Regions from separate parts of the Homo sapiens genome. Here regions 1 and 2 are each linked to region 3. The links are chromatin loops, found by intact Hi-C in ENCODE. Cell type or tissue: prostate gland. All regions are shown on one strand.

Region 1 (5,000 bases), 590 kb after region 3:
GTCTGGCTTGTTTTACTTGGTATAATGTCCTCCAGGTTCATCTGTGTTGTCGCAAATGGCAGAATCTCCAATCATTTCACAATGTATATGTATATCAAATCATCATGTTGTGTGTCTTGAATATACACAGTTTTTATTTGCCAATTCCACCTCAAATAAAGCTGGGGAAGAAAGAAAAAAAAAGAGAGGAAAGGGAGGGAGGCAGGAAGACAGAGAGAAGGGGAGAAAACAAAGGGAAGGGAAGAAAGCTGGGTTTTAAGCAAAAACTGGAAAGACACTTGCCAACCTTGATGAAGAAAGTAACGTAAACTGAGAGTGCCTCTCCTGAATTTCGGTTCTTGAACTCCCTAAGAGGCACCATGAGTTGACACACCTGGATGACTCTTGCCCTTGAGCAGGGGCAGACGTGCACTTTGTGTCGGCAATGTGCCATGCGTCTCCCCAGGCTGGCCTCAGCAAAGAGCCAGGTCTGTGTTTGCCCTTCTCAGCTGGTCCCAGGGGCCATCTACCTCATCTCCTGCCGGTGGGGCCAGGCCCATCAAGCTTCTCCAGCCACCTTACAGAATTTGGAGCCCAAATGATTGGGCTCCAAACCTGAGCCCACAGCACTCAGCTTGAATGCCCCAGGACTGGGAAGGACAGGGGCAGTGGCCCCTGCACTTAGGTAGGCACATGGCCTTAAAAACAGGTGGCTGACTGTATTCTCTTCTTTACCTCCACCCACCAAAATAGAGGAGGACCCTACATTTCCCCCAGTGAAAATTCTATTATCACCACAATGTTTGGTCTCACACCTCAAACCTTTTATTTTTTCTCTTATACTGAACATCATCTTAGTGATTCTGACTCAGCATTTTCCAAAGGTGTTAGAAAACTAAAAATTTCCAGAGATGAAAATGTTTGGAATACAGTAGGTTACTCAAAGTAAAATGGGGTTCTTTCTGCAGAAATCCTCAGTCCCTCTTAGATGCAAATGTGCTTTGGGAATTGTCCATGGGGGACTGACCTGACTTCAGAAGCCACCCCGCTCCAGAACTTGGGTTCCATAGAACGTTCTTTGAGAAACAAAGATTCACATAAAAAAAAAGAAACCTTTTGCTATTTGAGGTTAGGAATTAATTTACCCTCTTTTTCCTTCCCTAGTCTGAACACTCCAGTCTTACAAGATTTTCCTTCAGAGATCTATTTTCTACCCTTTGAATCATTTTTTTCACCAGCCTTCCCTGCCTCCCTTTTTTTTTTTTTTTTTCATTTTCTTTGAACTCTGGTAAGCAACTCTAGAGTTCCAACAAGGATCTCATTCACACAGCGTGCAGTGAAAAAGGCTTTGCACGTTTCATTCCCTTTAACACAGCTCCGGACTACACTGCGGTTTTTCTTATTCACCCCATATTATCTTCAAGTAGAGCCTGAGGTGTCTCTCCAGAGCATTCATATCCCTTATTTTTATGTGCTCCAAGTCAATTAGCAGCAATTTTTGGGATAGGTACAAAAAAGTCTAAACACTGTGAAGCCAGAGAGAAGGGGAGGAAAGGAAATGCCCGCATCCAGCAGGGTCCACATTCCCAGCTCACATCTGTCTCTCTCGGGATGCACTGTTTAGAGGAAGGCTTACAGAACCATGGCAGAGCATACACACTGATAGTCTCCACAGCCCAAAGGACAGTAAAAGGATAAAAATTAAGAAAAAGAAATCCACACATCTACTGTCTTTCTTATTAGAGTCTATTCTTAGCCTAGGACCCGTTACCCTGCACCGAAATTGCTTAAACAGCCTCCCCAATTTGCCCACCAGTTTGCCCCCCAACTCTCTCACCCTGGAAGCAAACCTAAATACCATTACAGGTCAAATGCCATTTCCACTACTATATGCCTCCTCTATTCAAAAACACATTGACTCTTCACAACAATCCTCAAAGGTACATACTGGTGTTATCCCCATTTTACAGATGAGAAAACTGAGAAAGCAGTTATGTAACCCACCTAGGGCCACACAACTAGAAAGTGAGGGATCAGGGATTTGAATCCCAGGCAGTCTGGTTCCTGGTTCTAGCATTAGTGCTTGCCTGGCTGCTGTGGCTCTCTAGTACCTGGCCCTACCCAACTGTCTGATCATGAATTTCCAGCACACCATTACCCAAGCGCCTACCACGCTTTCACCCTTGCCTTCCATTCTCCTCTCTGATTGCCTTATGAGGATCAGCTCAAATGCCACCATCTTTAAGATCTTTCTGACCACTCCAAATGCCACTGTCATTTCCTGTGAACTCTCACAGCAGGTGGTCCATTTCACCCAGCTCAGTGCTAAAGGACACTAAGTCTCTTATTTTTCACCATTGTTTTCTGTATGCTGGTTGGTTTATCTCAACTGGACTATAAACTCCTTGAGGCTTCAAATACCTGCTCATAGACTGAGTATGTAAATGGACAGCCTTCTACTGCTACCCAATATGTTTTGACCATGCCAGGATTTCCCTGGTGCCAAGTCTGATTCCAAATTTTCTTCCATGCTCCTTCCTCTCAAGCCTATGCCTCCATTTTATTGTCTCTCGGGCTGGCTCACAAATTGAAACAGAACATGATGCTTAATTTTACATCAACCCGTTAAGCCGCTTTAAACACTTTAATACTCCCCAAATGTAGTTAAATATATGAACTTGCACTTAGAGTTGTCAACAACACATTGATGATTTGTTTTATAGTTGCATGTTAATCTACAATCTGTTTAATGCAATCCAATACATTATTCCGGATGGTGATATATAAATTTAAGTCTTAGGCCATGAAATATCATTTAGGATTAAGATTCTAATCTCTTAACAGAGGAGATACCTGCTCACAAAAGCAAGCAGCTGAGGAGAGTGTCTGTGTAGAAAAGGCATCATCATTGTCTCCTCCAACAAGGAAATGAACGGCAGGGCATGCCAGTCCTGGAGGACAGGAATAATGGGGGACAAACAGGGGCTTGGGGAGTCATCTTCCTGCCTCCAAGCAAAGACTCCCTCACTCAATCAGCCTTACAAAAGAGTTTAAAATTCAGTAACCCAAAGCACGGGGACTGCTACTCTTTGTCACTGAAGTCCTCAAGTAAGAGAACAATAAAAAAACAGTAACAACAGCAACCAACAATAGGTAATTCATAGAATGGAATCATAGGAAGTGGGTACTTCTATTATTGTACAGATTGCACAGATAAAGAAACTAAGGCACAGAGGGGTACTTTAACTCATTCAAGGTCACACAGCCAGAAAGCAGCATTGCTGAGCCAAGCAATCTGGCTCCAGAATCTGGGCTCTTAGCCACTACCTACTCTGCTAATCTCCACACAAAACATTAGTCATCAGGCTAATTTCCAGGCTAAAGACTGGAAGACCACTACAAGTACTTTCGGATAAAATAATTGTTCAAAAAACTACTATGGGAATGAGATAGAATGTGAACTATGGTGAACAATTAAAACACAAACTAAAAATATAAGATATGCACTATCCTCAAAAAATTCACAGCTAATGGAAGAAATGAGGCAACCAAGACGGGATCAGCAGAAGGTCACTCCAGTGCAAACAGATGGGTCACATGAGGGGAGCTCCAGGGAGAGAAGCAGATGACCAGGTCACAGAGGGGACAGGCTGGAGAGAGACAGTGGGATGAGGGATGTGCAGGTGAAGGGGCCCAGGCTCCACACACGTTTGAACCAAACATCCTTATCCAGACCCACCCTAAAAATATGTCACTGACCAGTACATGAAACATCTGACAGGCAGAGACACCGCGAGGCCCAAACCTTTCAGGGCAGGGGAACCAACCATGGCTTTCTCTCTGCCTGGAGATGTTTCTCCTCCTCTGAACAGACATCAGTCACTCTAGCATACTGCCTCTCTCCACAGAGCCTGGTCCTGCCCAGACCTCAGGTTCTGGTTCATTGTGACTGACTCCAACATCATCAGATGCTCCATGCCTGAACCCACCCAAAAACTGACTCTCCCAGACTACAGCATGGCTGAAAGCTCTCAGGACACCACAAATGATCAGTTGGGCCTCAAAGATGTGGATAGACCATGCGATGGTCTCCTGATGGTCTCCACATGACCAGATGCATGGCAGGCTGGCCTAGCAAGGCACCTGCCAAGGGAACTGGCAATCCCAACAGGATGGTCAACCTCCATGAACTGCAGCCATCACAACCTTTACCAACTTTGTGCTTCACTGTTTAGAAGTGATATGTATCTCAGAAATGTCAAAATCCTTAGAGAAGTATGGTGATAAAATGAATAGGCTGTTTGCTCTCCATACTGATACACCCAATTTCAGACTGTCAAAGTGCTTTTAGTTATAATAGGAAATGTACAAAGTTAGCTTTGCTTGTTTTGACAACCACAAAAAGGATTTATCAGTTACATGTACCCGTTAAAATGTCGAGGTTCTCAAAGTAAAAATGGATTATAGCCAAATCCTAATATTATTAATGTTTTCATGATAACAAACACACATAACTTTTCAGACAATTCTCCTCGCTGCCTCCGTGGGGAAGAGTTTTGGAAATCCAGTCCGCTTGCCAGAAATTTCTGTTATTTTTATGCAATAAGTCAAAAGAAGTCCATAAAAACTAGAGCAAAGTTAATTTTTTTCTGTTTCGCTTCCAAAAGTGTCACATGATTGTGATTTCAAATCCTTGAGCTGTAAGGATTTCTTTTCATTGTCTTCTGTTGTCTTCTCAAAGACATGCTTTTCTCATTCTTGCTTTCATTGCTTCAAATATATGAAACTCCCACCATTTTCTCTGAAAGCTCCTACAAAGGCATTGTCAGATTTCTAATTCTGTCAAACTTTCTTTTAAGTTGCATTACTGTGCGGTGATGCTGGTGTTCACATCTGTGTATGACTGTGGTTTGGTTTTACTTCTTGTGCTAAACTTACCCTAAGACAAACAAACTGGCAAATCTTCATGCCAGGAAATATTTCTAGAATAAAGAGAAGGAGAGGGGAGAGGACAAGAGCCA
Region 2 (5,000 bases), 140 kb before region 3:
ACCTGGTGCCGAGAGGGAATCGTAAAATAAATTATGCCGTGTGGTTTTGGAAGGGAGACTTTTATGTCCAGCCAAGCTTCAGAAACAAATTATGAAGTGGTCAGTTGGCCTTATTTATTTCATCTTTTTCCCCCACAAAGTTAGGAAATTAATTAAACAGGGATATGGAGTGTTAAGGGCAAAGTACGAAAGCTTCCCAATGCTAGTGGCCCCTGCCCCCTTCCCTGGCTGGCCTGAAGCTCAGAGTGAAGGAAGTCAGCCTACCACAGGCATGGCCAATAAAAACAGGGCCTCATCAGTTCCAAGGCTCCTGGGGAGCCGCCTGGGACCTTGTGACAACTGAGCAAAGCCCGGCCTCCTTCTCCACCCTGGTCTGGTTGGTAGCAATGGCTTGACCGATTCCCTCCACAGCTGCTGGGGTCACTTTCTGCTAACTAATGGGAAAGACAGACTTCCCATCTGCCCCCTGACAAATGGTTTAATAAAATGATTTTGCTCACACACCGAAAAGAGAAGCCAGAAACCAGCAAGGGAGGGGACGTGTCTCTAAGAAAAGGGGTTTCAATCTCATCCTTTTCATCTCCAGACAAGTTGAGGGAAAAGAGGGAAGGCAATTTCTCTGGGTGAGTAGAGTTGCGTGGCGTGGCAGAGGCTGTTTCAAAACTTCTGGGGGCCTGCAGCAATGAGAATGTGATTCCTCAGACTCTCAGGAAAATAAGTGCAAGTAAATTTGAGGTAACTATTTTCAATAAAACTTGAAAATATATATATGTATACTGACAGTCCATTTGGAGAGGAAAAGACACAATAATTCATTGGCTGTTGGCAACTCCATTGGAGACAAGTTACCCCATACCTTCCTTCTTGTCTGCCCTGGGCCAAACAACACATATCTAGTTATTTGACTATCTTCCCATAAGTCAGTTCTAGTGGTGCGGAGAGGAGACACCCACTGGATCATCGGCATCACCGGCTCTTTAATCATTTCTCTGGCTCTCACCTGAGTCCTTTCCAGGTCACTGACATCTTGGCTGATTCAGAAATGTGTAGAAAAGAGCAAGGTATTTCAGCTGACATTCCTGCAGGTTCACTGGGGAAGTAGAAAAGAAACAGTGGAAAGGGGCCCCTCTCTCTACTGGGTAAGAGAGTGCACGTGAGTGGCTATAGCTGAAAGAATCGCATCGTCACTTTCTTTCTGCACCATATGGTCTCTCCCTCTCATATCTGATTTATGACTCCCGATCACCACAGATCCTTTGGCTAGGCCACTTTCCACATGTCAACCTACTGTTGAATATTTGGATGCCAACATTTCCCCCAGGGAAAAGAAGAGACAAAGAATAATGATGTCTTTTCTTCTGTCCCCCACTGCCTCCCTACCATGTAGCGTTTCTAGTTTCTAGTTTGTATCATCTGACACAGGAAACCCAGGCTCTTTCTCTAGCCCTTCAAACGTGGCAGCTTCCAGCCATCATCTTCAATCAAAACATGCCCATAGGTTCAGGGGGAAAAACCACAGCCCATGGTAGGATGCTAAAGCCCTTAACTAACTCATCAATTCCAATCTACTAATTGGATTCCAATCTTCTCTTTTCACAAGGAACTTTTTGTATCAGGCAGCCCCAGAAAATAAATAAAATAAAATAAAGCAAAACAAAATGTCATCAGCACTATTGTATAGTACTATCTCTTACAGTTATGCAGTTTATATTCTATTCTCGCCAATTCAATTCAATTCATCGTGTTTTCACACTGTTTTAGAAATACAATTATTTCTTGATTGCCAGTAAGTGTTGAAAAATATCCATTCATTTGATAAATAATTATTGACTACCAGGTACTACCCTAGATTTAGAGCTACAAAGAGAGTTCTCAAATAATTTGACAGTCTGGCTAGAGTCATCTAATGTAAGTCTTAGATTAAGGAAAACTAATATGGGAATCTGAATACACAACAGAGAAAAGAAAAAGAACACATAAGCAAAATAACACAAATGGCTCTAATTCATGTGGTGTGGAGGCAATGCACTTTTGGGAATGGGTTCAAATGTGCTCATCAGTGACTACTGTCAGTGTTATGAGGTGACAATGTTTGTGGCATACAAGTGAAGCCAAGCTGCCCTCTGATGAGCCAAGTCTGCGTTTCATTTCCATCCAGATCCCCCATGTTGTATGGGCTGAGGGGCAATGACTACAATTGTCTGCTAAACAAACTACAGAGGAGAACCAGCTGAGATTGTTGGGCTATGAATCCAAAGATGCATATTATATAGAAAATATAATAATGAGGCAATTATGAGAGTCAGCCAAGGATACAATGGGGTGGAGTCATTGAGCAAAAGCTCTGAAAAGTTTGGAGCTGAGGGAGGACTAGAAATATGGTTTAATTCAGGTTGGTCACACTTCATACAAGAGGGTATTGCACTTACTTGCTCCTCCTGTAGTTATTCTTCTGTGGTGCCTTATTTAATCTCAGCAGTGTGTATCTATTCACCTTTTCAAGGTCAGGTGAATGTGCTAGCTTTAAGTGAAGAGTTTAGAAGTAGTATGCCTGGAACTCAAAAGCCTACTCTTCTTAGATATGTTCTACTTATGAGAATTAAGCCTAAAAGAAGGCACAAAAGAGAGGGATCACATCTCTTTTGCTGTTTTGATTTGAATTTTATTTTGTATGCCACTTGAGTAATGGCAAGCATGTTTCAGGAAATAACAATGGGAAAAACCCCTTTGGAAGATTAAACCCTGGTGCCCTTCCAGTGATTAAAGCATGCCTGGGCACATTCTCATCCAATCAATTACTAAAATACAAAAGCAGAGCAGATCAAGGTTGATAATGACATTGTATGTTTTTAAAATTAATAATAACAGTAGCACTGTAGGAATAGTAGTAATCCGCCTTGCATTCTGTTGTGAAGAGCCACACATTCAGCCCCCACTGCTTGATCACATAGACAAGTATTTTCATGGAATCAACTGCCCTCCAGAAAGCTGAGTGAGCTGACTCAAAAACAACACAGGGCCTTCATCCAAGGAGCCATAACTGGACACAGTGTAACCCCAGAGTCAACAAACCAAGGCAAGATTCTTCAGTCAGGAACACAACCTTCTCAAATGTGATACATGTGAAGAATCTTTATAAGGTCAATTTTCATCTTTGTAGAGTATTTTTTCACAAGTTGACAAAATATATGATTGCCAGTGAAAAGCAGAAGAATTTGGTCATTCACAGAAAGATGAGAGTAATACAGAACATTTGGACTCTTACCTCCCACGTACTTGATTACCTTATGCCCTCTGAAGGCAAAGATTCCAGAAAATGGACTGGAATCCCAATAGCCCAGACCTTTGTGCCTTCTAGTGTCCACATTAAAGCCATTAAACAAATGGTTTATTTAAACTTCAGTTTCTGAGAATGCCTTTTTAAATTAAAATAAAATTATCACTCCCTTGTTGTTGCATCACATTCTGTAACACCTTGTTCATTCTGGCTGCACTGGGCTATTAATGGCAAGTGTGAAGAGGGTGTATCCTGTGTTCTTCTGTCTCACAATATTTGAAAGCCATAAAGACACATAGACTAATGGAACAGAATAGAAAGCCCAGAAATAAATCCACACATTTACAGTCAACTGGTTTTCCACAAAGGTACCAAGAACACACAATGCAGAAAGGACGGTCTCCTCAATAAACAATGTTGGGAAAACTGAATATCCACAACAGAAGAAAAAAATTAGACCCTTATCTCATACCATATAATAAAATCAACTCAAAGTGGATTAAAGACTTCAACATAAGACCTGAAGCAGCGAAACCACTAGAAGGAAACATAGGGGAAAACTCCATGTCATTAGTCTGGGCAATGACTTTTTGGATGTCACCCCAAAAGCATAGGCAACAAAAGCAAAAATAAATAATTGGGATTACATCAAACTAAAAAGCTTCTGCTCATCAAAAGAAACAGTCAACAGAGTGAAAAGATAACCTACAGAATGGGAGAAAATATTTGCAAACCATGCATCTGATAAGGGGTTAATATAAAAAAATGTATAAGGACTCAAACAACTCATTATTAAGCAAACAACCCAATTAAAATATGGGCAAAGGACCTGAACAGACATATTTCAAAAGAAGACATACAAATGATCAACAGGTGTATAAAAAATGTTTAACACCATTAATCATCAGGGAATGCAAATTAAAACCAAAATGAGATATCACTTCACATCTGTTAAAATGGCTATTATCAAAAAGCTAGAAGGTAAGTATTCATAAGGATGTGGGAAAAAGGGAACCCATGTACATTACCAGTGGGAATGTAAGTTAAAAAACAGTATGGAGATTCCTCAATTAAAAATACAGTTATTATACATATAACCTAGCAATCCCACCAAAAGAAATGAATGTATCCAAAAGAAATGAAATCAGTATGTAGGAGAGATATCTGCACTCCTATGCAGCAATTATTCACAATAACCAAAGTATGGAATCAGTCTACGGTTCCATCAATGAATGAATGGATTAAGAAAGTGTGGTGTACTTGTACACAATGAACTACTATTTAGCCTTAATAAAGGACATCTTGTCATTTGCAACAACATGGATGAACCTGGAGATTATGTTTAGTAAAATATGCCTGGCAAAGAAAGACAAATACCACATGATCTCACTTATATGTGGATCCTAAAAAAGTTAAACTCATTGAAGCAGAGAGGAGAATGGTGGTTACTGGGGACTGCTGGGAGTATAAGTAAGTTGGGAAGATATTGGTCAAAGGATACAAAATTTCAATTAAATAGGAGAAATAAGTTCAAGAAACCTATTGTACAACAGGGTGACTATAGATTATAACAATATGTTGTATTCTTGAAAATTACTAAGAGTATATTTTGAGCATTCTCACTACAAAAAAAAATAATAAACTATGTGACACAATGCACATACAGGTTAAGCACCCCAATCTGAGAATCTGATATCCTAAATACTCAAAAATCTGAAACTTG
Region 3 (5,000 bases):
TGAGGATAGGGAAGCAGTGAAAGAAACCAAACTAGTATAACTGTATGGGGCATATTCTAGTGAATTCAGATTTTAAGAAGTCACTTATGAAAACCATGCTCAAAGGAAGAAAATAAGTCTACTGTTGGAAAATGGTTGTTAAAAAAAGAAATCCCAAATGACAGAGGAAAGGCAGAATGATTAAAACTAAGCTCTTGTTTTGTCATTATTTTCTCCATCATGAAATTATATCCTTGGGCTAGACTGATGAGTGAAAAGTAAAAAAGAAAAAAGAAATGGAAGAATGAGGCCCTAGAGAGCTTATGAGACATAGGAGATGCCTGGTGTCTAGACCTATACAAATAGTATCTTATTTTACAATAGCAACAACAAAAAAATTCTTATAGATCTGCTCATGGAAACAATGTTACTAATATTTGAAAAAATACAGATAAAAAGCAAATTTGGGCAAATATTTTTGTTGATTTTTTAAAGGAGGAACAGAAGATTCTAAAAATAATGACACTAAAATTGTAAAAAATTATGTTAAATATATGATATATGAGCACGTTGAAAAGATAGTAGCAACTTTTAAGAGCTAGTACATCTTTTTACCTAGAATGAGCTAGGCCAAATCAATCTCTCTCTCTCTCTCTCTCTCCCCCTCTCTTCTCCACTCCCTTTCTCTCTCTCTCTCTCCCTCCCTGCCTTCTAGCTCTGTCTTTTAGAAACAGTTATTCAGCTGGTAGATCAGTGAGACCATAAACATTATAAATTGATTTCAATAAGACATCTAACAAAAATCCCCCATGATATTGCTTTGCAACAAATAAAATAAATGAGATGCAATTCATAGCAGATCAATTAACTACATCAAAAAAATGTTGATCCATGAATCAATGTCCTTAAACCTACCCACAGGACTCTATCCTTGCCTCCAGACTGTTGAATAAAACCCAGAAATCTGTTCTAACAATAGGCTAAACCCAAAGACCCATAATATGCAAAACAAAGCAAAAGTACCCACTTAGATCTGAAAACTCAATTTCCCAAGCAAGGGATGGGAGAGTTTTGCTGGGCAGTCGCTTATATAAAAATAAAAGCCCAGAAAGCACTGGTTGACTCTGAGCTATGTTACAATAACACACGGCAGATGCCTGGCCTCCCTGGAAGTTGCCCCGCTCATACACAACTGTCTGCATGTCCTGGGTGGGATGCGGGATGAAATGTTTCTTCCAATCCTCAGGTTCCACGAGTCTAATATCAATATGAATTCCTGCCTGGTGACCTGTGTGAGTATTGCTCAACAACTGTAGAGGAAGAATTGCAGAAAACGAAGGCGATTACAAGTTTTTCTAAAGCCACTGATTTTATCACAAGCCACATACAGAAACCTTCCCAATATCTGCTAATTACCAAAAGGTAGTGATCCTCCAATATCTAGCAGTAGGACACACACCCCAGCTGACCAAACCATGAGTTTAAGACAGGCAGAAAAACCTAACATCTCCCTACCATGACAAAGGCAACTAGAATTGCCAAATCCTATACACAAAACATTTAATTTATAACAGTTAAAACCTGGCCTCTGACCAAGTCCAAAAGAACTATGTCTTATTTCACTTGCTCTTGAATATGTCTCTTTCAGAGATAAATGGCTCTGCTCTTGGCCAGTCCTCCCCTCTGTGTGGTGTTTTGTTTAGCTGGGCTTATGACAAGCCAAGAGTTGATGCATCTGCTTGAATGTGTAATTTACCTCTCTGGTCAACTTAGCTTTTTTTTCCTTGACAATATTATGTCAAACAATCACATCACAACTGGCTCTGATCTCTTTGTTGTTAGCTAATAAATTAAAGAGTATTTATTATCTGCAATCCTTTTTTCCTCTTTTAATGGTGACACATTTGTGGTGAATTACAGGGCAGCTTTATAAACTAGGCTCCAGGCCAGTCTCAGGCCCTGCGTCCATGTGAACGTTCCTTCTCCCGGTTGGCCTCCCGGACTGGTGGTAAATCAAGGCAGCTGTCACAGTACACTAAGTTAGTGTGCGTCATTGGGGAGAGCAGGAAGCGTTGGGGGTATAATTCTGTCCATCAAACTAATATGTTATATCAGTAGCTTTGTAATCTTCTGCCATAACTTATGGGAAGTGACACCTAAGAATTCACTTTGAAGGCAATGTGTTTCTTAGACTTTAAGTCAAAACAGACCCGATTCACAGCAACAGTTCCTCTGTTTACATGAGTGGATTTCTAGTGCCGGGGAACCAGGTCCCTATCAATGTGGCAGTATTTAACACGCTCCACCACCGGCTGGACTCTGTTTACAGCCCTCACGGCAGGATTTGTAAACTTTTCAAACAGGGTTTCTTCTCTTCTTGTTACCCTTGCCTTAACCTCCAGTAGCGGGATAGATAAACATGCTCCTTGAATGTTATCATGACAAAGCAAACCTCTGACAGATGGGAATGAATGGGTGACCCATTTCCCTTGTCCGGTCCCCTTCAACCTTTGTCTTGACAAATGTGGGAAATGGCTCTGGAGGACAGAAGAATACTCACACCGCTATGATAGCACTGTCAGCTTTGTGCTGTTGCTAAATGTCCACATGATACTTAGAAGCGACGGGAGGGCCGGGCGCGGTGGCTCACGCCTGTAATCCCAGCACTTTGGGAGGCCGAGGCGGGTGGATCATGAGGTCAGGAGATCGAGACCATCCTGGCTAACAAGGTGAAACCCCGTCTCTACTAAAAATACAAAAAATTAGCCGGGCGCGGTGGCGGGCGCCTGTAGTCCCAGCTACTCGGGAGGCTGAGGCAGGAGAATGGCGTGAACCCGGGAAGCGGAGCTTGCAGTGAGCCGAGATTGCGCCACTGCAGTCCGCAGTCCGGCCTGGGTGACAGAGCGAGACTCCGTCTCAAAAAAAAAAAAAAAAAAAAAAAAAAAAAAAAAAAAAGAAGCGACGGGAGATAACCTTCAATGGACAGTGTGCTTTTCTAAGTCATGATATCAGTGTGACCAGACTTAGACCATACGTCCTCTGAAAGCAATGCGTTATTTTCTAGGATTTGCTGTTGGATTGTCCCTGTCTTCCCCCACTCTCTCTTCCTTGGCTGTTTTTCTCAGCAGGCCAATGAGAGAAGCCCTTTGGGGAAGATTAAGTAGTTTTGTGAGCTGCCATCTGATGGAAAAGAAATCTACAAGAACTGTTCAAAGGAGCTCTTCCTCCCCCAGGCACAAGACTAAATATGCACAGTAAAGAAATTTGAAAAATGCCTGCCCTTGCCATCCCCAATACCCCTCTGATTGATAGCAGAGAGGGTTTGCTATGATAATTCTACTTTGACAGGTCCCAGGCATAAATCCCACAAAGTTGTTGCTCTAGTTTGACAACCTTGGAGGGCTCCAGTTAGGAACAGGAAACAGGCCTCTATTTTTCACCCTCAATGCTCCTTCAGGTGCAAAGAAAAGACTGTATGGAAAAAATAATTTCTTATCTAAGGGGGAAACCAAATTCAAAGCAGTTTTAATACTTATTCATCAGAAAGAATGTCCAATGGAGAAAAATGTGACCTCAGTCCTGCTTCTTCAAACTTAAATTGAAATGCTCCAAATACGAGATTTGAAACCTATTCATGATGAGAAACGGATACCCTTTTTTCATTTTTTGGTTTTCCAAAGTTATGTTAGTATTCTCCTTCAAGGTCAGCCTAGAAATGTATCATAATATTTTATAAAAATCATTACTTACAAATGAAAGTACATACATATCATAACATCCATAATTTATCATCAAAGCTTGCAATGTGCCACCCTCTGTATCCCATTATATCCACTCAATTCTCATAACCACCTTAAATGAGTAGAGTCTCAATTTATAGGAATGCAGTTAAAAAGAGAGTCAAACTAATGAATTTTTTCCAGGATACATCTTTCAATCTTGCTTCACAATATGCCAGGGGATCTTTGGGAATCAGTGCACCTTCCCTCTCCCCTTCTCCAGCTGAAGAATGATAACTCAGCAATGAGAACCTTAGTCATGAAATCATATTCAACTGTGTTAAATGAAAAATTTGTGGCCCAGTGAGGTGGCTCACACCTGTAATCCCAGCACTTTGGGAGGCCGAGGCAGGTGGATCACCTGATGTCAGGAGTTCAAGACCAAGGTGGCCAACATGGCGAAACCTCATCTCTACTAAAAATACAAACAAAATTAGCCAGGCGTGGTGGCACATGCCTGTAATCCCAGCTACCCAGGAGGCTGAGACAAGAGAATCACTTGAACCTGGGAGGCTGAAGTTGCAGTGAGCTAAGATCATGCCATTGCACTCCAGCCTGGGCAACAAGAGTGAAACTGTCTCAAAAAATAAATAAATACATAAATAAATAATTTGTGGTTTGCTGTAAGTTAACTAGGCAAATAAATTAAACAGAACCATTCTCCAAGCATTTTAGTCGATCTACCTGGAAATGCAGTATTGTGACCTATTAAAAAATATTAAGTGATCAAACCCAGGCAAATATTTAAAAAGAAGCAATATTTTCTGTTTCTTTAAAACTTGTCAGAAGGTGAATATTTTCCTTCCAATGTCTGCCTCTTTGAATGTGAGACACAGTTTTCTCTTGGCTGTAGGATTCCATTCTAATATTAAGAAAGGGTTCATAAAGCTCTGATACCATAAGAGTGGATTCCTCTTCCTTCATGGGTGCCATCGGAGTTCTGCAGAAGGTCTGCACCTACTGAGAGCTGACGACAACAGGGAAGAAAGAATCCAGTCTTGGAACACTCAGCAAAAGTTGGTTCTTTAATTTAATAGGACTAAAACACAAGGACTTCACCCTGGATCATGAATTGAACCTCCTTTTCTAGGGTATTTTATGACAGAAGCATCTCACTGAGAATCTAGCCACCCGCTAGGAGTACTCAAGCATAGCTTTGCCAAGAAAGTCGGTGAGGAAAGCAAGAATAGAAAACAGCAAGCTGCCCATAAAAATGGGGAGTAATATCTGAGTTTTTTTAAG

The links. A loop is a pair of places that touch in the nucleus more often than their neighbours do. Peaks named below come from ENCODE experiments on the same cell type or tissue, not always from the same donor. Only the 100,000 strongest peaks of a DNase experiment are listed, where the experiment ranks them.
Region 1: a loop joins it to region 3, with 5 times the contacts of the local background. A loop is called at or near these places in 2 of 110 quality-filtered maps.
Region 2: a loop joins it to region 3, with 2.9 times the contacts of the local background. A loop is called at or near these places in 3 of 110 quality-filtered maps.

The regions. Positions count from the first base shown.
Region 1 is chr10:75,654,545-75,659,544 of GRCh38, reverse strand. All of the region lies in intron 2 of LRMDA (leucine rich melanocyte differentiation associated), which reads right to left. Among named protein-coding and RNA genes, the nearest start is that of MIR606, 100 kb to the right of the region's middle. In prostate gland, no CTCF peak of the experiment used is centred here; no DNase peak of the experiment used is centred here.
Region 2 is chr10:76,392,591-76,397,590 of GRCh38, reverse strand. All of the region lies in intron 6 of LRMDA (leucine rich melanocyte differentiation associated), which reads right to left. Among named protein-coding and RNA genes, the nearest start is that of KCNMA1-AS1, 490 kb to the left of the region's middle. RefSeq lists an enhancer at 1-832. In prostate gland, no CTCF peak of the experiment used is centred here; DNase peaks (open chromatin) are centred at 280 and 3,020; H3K27ac peaks cover 2,671 bases.
Region 3 is chr10:76,249,161-76,254,160 of GRCh38, reverse strand. The region is part of intron 5 of LRMDA (leucine rich melanocyte differentiation associated); the gene reads right to left. Among named protein-coding and RNA genes, the nearest start is that of KCNMA1-AS1, 640 kb to the left of the region's middle. RefSeq lists a silencer at 1,896-2,190. In prostate gland, no CTCF peak of the experiment used is centred here; a DNase peak (open chromatin) is centred at 1,970; H3K27ac peaks cover 365 bases.